Linked DNA regions of Homo sapiens: all the other regions are linked to region 1. Evidence: chromatin loops called from intact Hi-C (ENCODE). Cell type or tissue: HCT116. All regions are shown on one strand.

Region 1 (2,500 bases):
ACTGATGCAGTTCATAGAGCTCAGCCTCCTGGGCAGGAAACCGGGCAGAGAGGAGTAGAAAAGAATTAAGGGTGGCTGCGACCAGCCCAGTCACTGAGGCACGTTTCCCACTGGAGACCTATGAGCACAGTGATAATAAAGCCAGTTACCTGCACTGACTATCCCTCCAGACAAAAGCTTTCCCAAGAAGTTAGTCATGGCTCTGAGAGATCTAGTTGAGGATGTTTGGCAGGGGATCTAGTGGTTACGGGTGGCTAAGAAAAATGAGGAAGGTAAGAGTATCTTGCAGCCTGTGTTGGGAGGATTAAATAGGATGCCACACACAGGGCCAGGCAGACAGCCTGGTCAGTAATAGCCATGACGATGGGGGCGGGGGGAGCAGGAATGGGAGTTGCAGTGTTTAGCTCAGATGCATGCCTGTGAGAGATGCTTCCACTCTCACAGAAAGATGAGACCAAGGAAAAGGAGGAGGAAGAGGAAGGACCTTGACAAACCTTGGGGCCCACATTGTCTACACCTCCCTTCCTGCTCTAGAGCAGAATAGAAAGTTCAGGTTGCAGGCAGCTCTAAGTTGAATTCGTGTCCTGTTTAATTTTCTTTATTGCTAAATGAATGCCTGTGTCTGTGATGCTGACGTATGTTCCTAAGGAGAGGGGAGAAGTTCATTCTGAACATAAACTTTTCATCCTCTCTCTGTCCAGCAAGAATGGAATATTCCCCAAGTGGCCTGAGCCAGCTTGGCTTTCTTTTTGTTTTCAATTATGTGGGAGTTGAGGAGGGGGATGGGAAAAGCTTCCCAAACACACCCTCCCCCAGGCCTGAGGCACCCCTGGGGGACAGAGAGTGTTAGAGGTTGGTACAGGTGTTAGAGATATTGAAAGGACATCCCATGCACCCCAGGGGCTGGTGTGGCTCTGTACTTCCAGGCAATATTTTGTGGAAGGGGAACCTTGTCAGCTCCAGGTTGTGGATGTTTGAAAATCAGTTGGTACCCAGTGGCTCCATCCTCTGGCAGGCATGTGGATTTGTCAATAACCAAGTGAACTCTCCAAAATAAGTTAAAACTTCCTCCCTTCTCAGTTTCAAGATGCTGGAAATAGCTGTTCATAAGCCCTGGGGAAATTTAGCCCTTTGGCTGGTAATGGGAGTATCCGAGATGAGAGGGCAGCTGGAAACTTTCGGAATGACCTCCCACACTTAATTTGGGAAATGCCTCTGCACCTTTATGGGCAACCAGATGCCTGCCCCAGTTGCTGGAGACACTGATGTGGGCTGAAAGGAATGCTGAGACGTGACGAGGAGAGATGCTGCGGAGGGAATATCCCCCTCAGCCCTGACCTCATCGGCTCCATGGCTCCTCCACAGTACAGCTGTCTACTCTTTTAAGTTCTCCCTTCAGGAAATAGCCATCTCAAACAGAATGTGCATTTGAGGGCAGAATGTGTAAATATTGCACTACTGTGTTATAACCGTCAGGAGCCATGCTGATGATGAAACGTCCCAGATGCCGGTGCTGGAAAGGTCCCTGGCTTTCCAAGCAAATATTTATCTCATGGAAACATGAGTCATACTCACAGAGGAGTATGGATTAACTCCTTCTCAGCAGCCAGGGAGCCCAGCATCCCAGACAGCATATTTAACCCAGAGGCCAACTGACTGCTGGGGCAGATTTGTGGTCATGAACATGTGCTTTGTGTCCTCTGACCATTAGACAGATTGTGGGTCACAACGTTGAGTATACAGTGGGAGCTTAATAAGTGCTTATTCCCTGGGCAGGGAGTTCTTCATTTCAGGGGTGACCACTTACATCTTCTCCTCTGGGCCCTCCTTGACCAGGCTAATTACCATTCTTGGGATTAACTCTATCTCCTTTTCCCGCAACCTGCAGGAGATGCCAAGGAACTTGCCAACATCCTGAAATACCACATTGGTGATGAAATCCTGGTTAGCGGAGGCATCGGGGCCCTGGTGCGGCTAAAGTCTCTCCAAGGTGACAAGCTGGAAGTCAGCTTGGTAAGTGTCCTGCAAATCAAAGGCTGGCTAAATTTCCCCAGGGCAGGGCTCCAGGACATATCTCACCCCCAGGATGGAATTATACACACACAACCTTCAAGTTGCAGCCCGAATCTCTGAGTGTAATTCGTCCAAAGAAAAAGAGAAAAGAGAAGAGGGTCTTCAGGGAAATCAAGTGAGATCATAGTTAGACATGAGTAAGAACTTCCAGATTTACAAGGGAATAGAGCATCTGATTTGGCATCTGAGAGAGGCTATTAGATCTTCCTTCTCTTAAGGAGGTTGTAGGCAACTAGTTATGTGACTGAAGAGATCAGTCTGTACTCACACCATCCCACCCCCCAAACCCAGGGCTTCACTGAGTTGTACCATGAACCAGACCATCCCAAGAGGCTTTTTGAGTTCTGACACTTGCTCTGTGAGCCTTCCCTTGCTCTGCACATTGATGATATAACTTTGTAACTGCACTAAGAGTGTTCCTAAAGCA
Region 2 (2,500 bases), 600 kb before region 1:
CAGGGAATTCCCTGGCAAGGAGAAGTCCTGCCCAGTCTGCATCTTTCAGAAGCCAGGAGGAATGCCCCAGGTTTGTGGGTAGGAGTATGCATACACAGTGCTGGTTGTTGGCTTTCCGGAGGCAGATGGGAGCTGGAAGTCTCACGAAGGGAGAGTAAGAGCCCGAAGGGTAAGAGCTGGGGAAGTGCCGGTTTCACTCAGCCTGGCTCCCTTGGCTAGGACAGCCTCTGGTTGGGTGTTGGGCATCTGGTGTTGGGATCCTGGGACATATTACATCAGTCAGCAAATGTCCCCCATCATGTGCTCAGGGAGGGCTCAGGGACAGAACAATTGCCTCCCCAGGCAACCCCTGAAACTCCCACCTCCAGGGCTTTCTCCAACATTAGACCAGTGAGGCTTCTGCAGCCAGACGGACTCAGGTCTGAGGCTTGGCTCCTACGTGCAACAACTCAAGCAAGTTATGCAGCCTTTCTGCACCTCAGTTTTCTGCTCTGTAAAATGGGGACAAATTGCTGTTGTTGTGAGGACTCAATGAGATATGTGGAAAGTGCCAAGCACGCGGTGAGAATTGATAAGTGAGAACTGCTCTTAGTAGAACCCTTGATGGTAGAGCAAAAATGCACCCTGGGGATACGGGCTGTCAGAGGAGACTTAACAACTGCGCACACAAAACCTAAGTTTTCAGACAGCTCCAGTTTTTGCTTAAAATAAGCATGGCTTTAGAGTTGAATTCCTAATGTGCATGAGTTTCCTATAAATTCCATTTTATATTATAATAAAGTAAAAGGAAGTCTCCAAGTAATTGCTGGGACCTGTATCCTTGACGTCCAGGAAGGCTCTCCATCTCACAAATGAGGAAGCTGGGGCTCAGAGCAGGTAGTTGATTTGCTCAAGGTCATCCTTCTGGGAAGTTTCGGAGACAGGATTTGAACACAGTCTCTGAGACTCTTGGGTTTAACCATGAAGCTTTCAGGCCTCAAAGGTAGGGTGTCTCTGGAGTCCAGCTGCCTGGCCTTCTCAAAATGTGTGCTCCAGCCCGCTGGCCACCAGTGACACTCAGCGGAGAGTACCTGGTTCCAGCCCTAGCAAGCTAACGTGGCTGGCCGCTGAGTCCCGATAGCCTGTGGCCACCAGGTGGCAGCATCCCTAAACCCACTGATCCTCTCTTGGGGCCCAAGAGGGAGGATAGTTTGAAAGGTTGGGGAAGCCATGGCAGGAGGCTGCGCTGGAGGAGGGAGAGGGGTCCTCCTTTCTCTGAGTCAAAATGCCCTGAATGGACCCCAGGTGAATCCACACCCAATGCCCCTCCCACTCATAATGAGCATGGAGCTAAGAGTAGGAGTCAGAGCAGAAGCAGGGGAAGCAGCCACTCAGCAGTGTGGATTGTTTGTAACAGTATAAATCTCAGGGAAGTGTTAATGAGAGGATCGATGAATCTTCTATGCCATGAGCTCCCTGCCAGGCTTGGATTCTGCCATTTCCTGCCCATGAACTGGATTCTGTGCCACTCGCTCACTGAGCTTTCCCAAGTATTCCTGGTGTCACAAATTTTGGGGGCAAGGGTTATGTGATTATTATGTTTCTTTTTCCCCCACCATGGGCTTCTACGTAAAGCTGTGGCCAGACCATCACCACCAAACACTGTTTCTAATGAGTTTGGGTCACAGACTCAAAGCCCACAGCAAAGTTCTGCGTTCCCAATATGGTAGGTGCACAAAACCCAGAGGGTCCACAGCATTTCTGGACTTTTGTATTGACTCCTCATTTAAAACTCTTTCCAGAAAGCCGATTCATTACAATGCTGGCTAATACCCACAGGAACACTGAACTCCACTGTGTGGGAGCTTGAGGGGCCTGTGCTGCCCATGCCGAGTGTCCACCATCTCACACTGCTTCTAACACCTTCAAGCCATCTCCTGAATCTGGAATAGTCATCATGAGCTGGAGGCTTCCTCAGAAGAACCCTAAAATCAAGGGGGATTCTGGTGCCAAGAAAAATAGCCCAACCCAGCTTCACAGCTGTGAGCCTCCAATGCGCCCCAGGAAGCTGCCATCACCATGGGTAGCGCGACCTGGCTTGATTTTGCCAAAACAAAGGAAAATTCCTCCAGCAATTTCTGTGAATTTGTTTTGCAAAACTGAATTGTCTGCTTTTAATTCCCCTATACCAATTAAATAAAAATTGGAATTTAAAATCCAGTGAATGACAGAAACCTCACTTTGGAGTGGATGACAGACCCCACGCAACCTGGGGTCTGGGGTAGAGAAGTGAGATGCTGGGAACTTCCAGGGAGTGGCGGCTTTGGTGGCAGGCTCCCTAGGTTTTGGGGCTCCTGGACCATCCTTATGTGTACATGTGCTCTGAACCCATGGGACTAATAGCTGACCACGAACAGAACAGCAGCGAGGCAGGAGCTTGATGCTTGCCAGATTTCAGCTTCAAGACTCTGCCCCACATGCCTCTAAAGCCAAATTCCTGTGTGTTTATTTGTGTTTCCCA
Region 3 (2,500 bases), 490 kb before region 1:
TCAAAATATGTGGAATCAGCAGGATTGGTACCCTAGTAGCTATAAATGAATTGAAGGGTATGCTTTGTCTCGTACTTTTCTTGGCTTATGACATTTTTTTTGGCTGTACCGATGTGAATACCTAACTCCAGTCTATCTTTGCAGGCCATTATTTCAGGGGAAAAAAGCCTTTGTGATTTAGAAATGATTCTTGTGTGAGCACTGCCTTTAAATAACAATGGGTTGAAAGAAAGAGCTTGTTGCTTCATCATCCCCGTTGCTCTGGGGGAAAAACTTTGAATATTAGATCAGAGTCTCATCTGCATCTAATTAGACATGCCTACCACTCATCCCGGAATATCAACTCTGTCCTCATTGTGAAATGGGGCAGATTATTTGAAATCCAGCTTTGAATTGATTTTTTACCCAACAGAAGATCATTTTGCTTCTAACCAAAGCGTTGAGTTGAACTTGACGACATCATGGTCATTTTGCGTCTTCAGTGTATTTGGTGTTGGGGGAAAACCAACCCTGCTGCTCCTCTACTGAAGTGGAATTTGTGTCTACCAAATGAGAGCTGGAGCAGCCGTTTCACAGCTCCGGGGCTCCCTTTCTGGATCGGGGGGAGAGGCTCTAGAGGAGCATGTGATTTCTGCAGATGTCTGCCTGTAGGAGACAGAACTAGACACCAGCAAAACAAACCTGGCTGAGGCTGGTTGTTCGTGTGGCCCAGGTTAACTGGGTGATTAATCTCCATTTGATAAACAGGGGGTCAGCCCTGAGCCGGAGCATGAGAGCACAGTGGAGCATCCTGTGGGCTGGGGTGGACAGGAACTGTAAGACACTGTGTACTTCAGAGAGCAGACAGTCTCCTTGCAGCCCGACACACGTGGGTTTGAATCCTGTCTCTTCCACCTGCTAGCTGTGTGAACACGAGTGATGTGTTCACCTCACTGAGCCTTGTTTTCCTCATCTGTAAAATGGAGCTTCAATAGAACACCCCCGTTGTGGTCGTTACCAGGATTCAATGAGATAGGGTATGTAAGGCCCTCCACACAGGGTCTGGCTCACAGTAGGTAATAATTACACTAGTCCTTGTCGCTGTCCTCATGCAGCCTCGGGGAACTTGGAAAGCTCTTGGCTGAGACACCCGGACTCTTGGCTGCCCTCTGGTGGTGAGGCTCAGCGCGGACCTGCGTGGAGGAAGCTGGGAAATGTTACTTTGAAAGCAAGAAAATAGCTTAGGGTTTTAGTGCTTTCTTGAAGACCTCCAAGAATATCCATGTAACTTTTCAAAAACAGGAGGAGAAGAAAACACCCCAGGGGCTCTAAAAAGCAGCACGGTGTCTTCCTTGTGTGGAGGTTGAGCAGGAAGGGTTGTGTGGGCTTCTTTGCCTTTGAGGTTCCGGAGGCCCCCATCACGGTGTCCTGGCAGGACAGGCAGAGAGAAGGGAGCTGGGCGAGAGGGGAGTGGGGACTGAGGCTGGGGCTGGGCTCTGTGGACATGCATCTGGGGCATGGCCGATGCTCCCGGGCCTCCTCTAAATCCCCCAGTGTTCTCTACTTCTCTGCCCCTGGTGCTCTGCCGCAGCTAGCCCATCTCATCGCACATGGGCGTGGCGGCCACGGGCCATGTGAGAGCCAGGATGGAATCAGCACCTTTTTTTTTTTTTTCTTGCCTGATAATGACTTGCAATCTGCCATGAGCCTTCCCAGGACTGACAGATGTCTTGATCAGTCTCCTCCTCTGACCCTGGGTGAGACACCCGCTCTTTGGGGCTGCCCCAGAGTCTGCCGTGAGTCCGTCTGGCAGTCAGACCAACAGGCAATTTCAGGCAGCTTCTTTGCCTCCCTGTAGACTGAGTTTCTGGAGGGGCCATCTCCAGCATCCAGCACAGAGCAGATGTTTAATCATGCAACAGTAGCTGGGTGAATGAATGGTTGAACTCTGTCCTTGAGGATAAAGGAGCACAGCCAGTCATACCTCTGTTCCCCATGGTGCCCAGCAGAGTTTTGCACATAGCAGTAGCTCAGGAATGCGTGAAGAAAGCATGTTCTCAGGGATCTCCCTATGATCCTAATATTAATTCAACTGTGTTTGAATACCTCGTAAGTGCTATCATAGATTCTGGGAGGTTTTTACAAAGCAGCATATGACACAGCTCCTGGTTTCTAAGAAGGGCTTCTTCTTAGATGCTCAGGTTCAAATAAAACTGTTAAACTGTAGTGCAGATTATGTAATAATTCAGGACCAAAATGAGTCACCTATATGGATATTAGAGTTGATACTGGAGGCAGGGTTGGCCCCATGGGTTTGTGACATGTGAGTTGCACAGAGCATGTCTGGAAAGGGCCCCATGCTTGGTTTAATGCCCTGCTGTTGCCGTCTAGAAATTCTTAATAATTTTTGAACGGGAGGCCTGCATCTTTTTTTTTTTTTTTTTTTTTTGCACCTAGGCCTGCAAATTATGTAGTCAGTCCAGGATGACCAGGAGAAGCTCTGAGTGGAGTAGATCTGAGA

The links. A loop is a pair of places that touch in the nucleus more often than their neighbours do. Peaks named below come from ENCODE experiments on the same cell type or tissue, not always from the same donor. Only the 100,000 strongest peaks of a DNase experiment are listed, where the experiment ranks them.
Region 2: it touches region 1 in a loop (4-fold over the local background); 1 of 110 quality-filtered maps calls a loop at or near these places.
Region 3: a loop joins it to region 1, with 4 times the contacts of the local background. A loop is called at or near these places in 3 of 110 quality-filtered maps.

Annotation. Positions count from the first base shown.
Region 1 is chr5:136,057,202-136,059,701 of GRCh38, forward strand. It overlaps TGFBI (transforming growth factor beta induced), which reads left to right. Exons shown (of 17, transcript NM_000358.3): 13 at 1,889-2,013. Among named protein-coding and RNA genes, the nearest start is that of TGFBI, 29 kb to the left of the region's middle. In HCT116, a CTCF peak has its summit at 1,007 (motif pointing left); DNase peaks (open chromatin) are centred at 1,000, 1,250 and 1,520; H3K27ac peaks cover 496 bases; H3K27me3 peaks cover 530 bases.
Region 2 is chr5:135,456,523-135,459,022 of GRCh38, forward strand. It overlaps LOC124901073 (a long non-coding RNA gene), which reads left to right. Exons shown (of 2, transcript XR_007058945.1): 2 at 1,782-2,199. Among named protein-coding and RNA genes, the nearest start is that of TIFAB, 5.4 kb to the left of the region's middle. RefSeq lists an enhancer at 102-201. In HCT116, a CTCF peak has its summit at 1,132 (motif pointing right); a DNase peak (open chromatin) is centred at 1,129.
Region 3 is chr5:135,565,209-135,567,708 of GRCh38, forward strand. No RefSeq gene overlaps it. Among named protein-coding and RNA genes, the nearest start is that of CXCL14, 13 kb to the right of the region's middle. RefSeq lists an enhancer at 1-480. In HCT116, a CTCF peak has its summit at 1,157 (motif pointing left); a DNase peak (open chromatin) is centred at 1,143.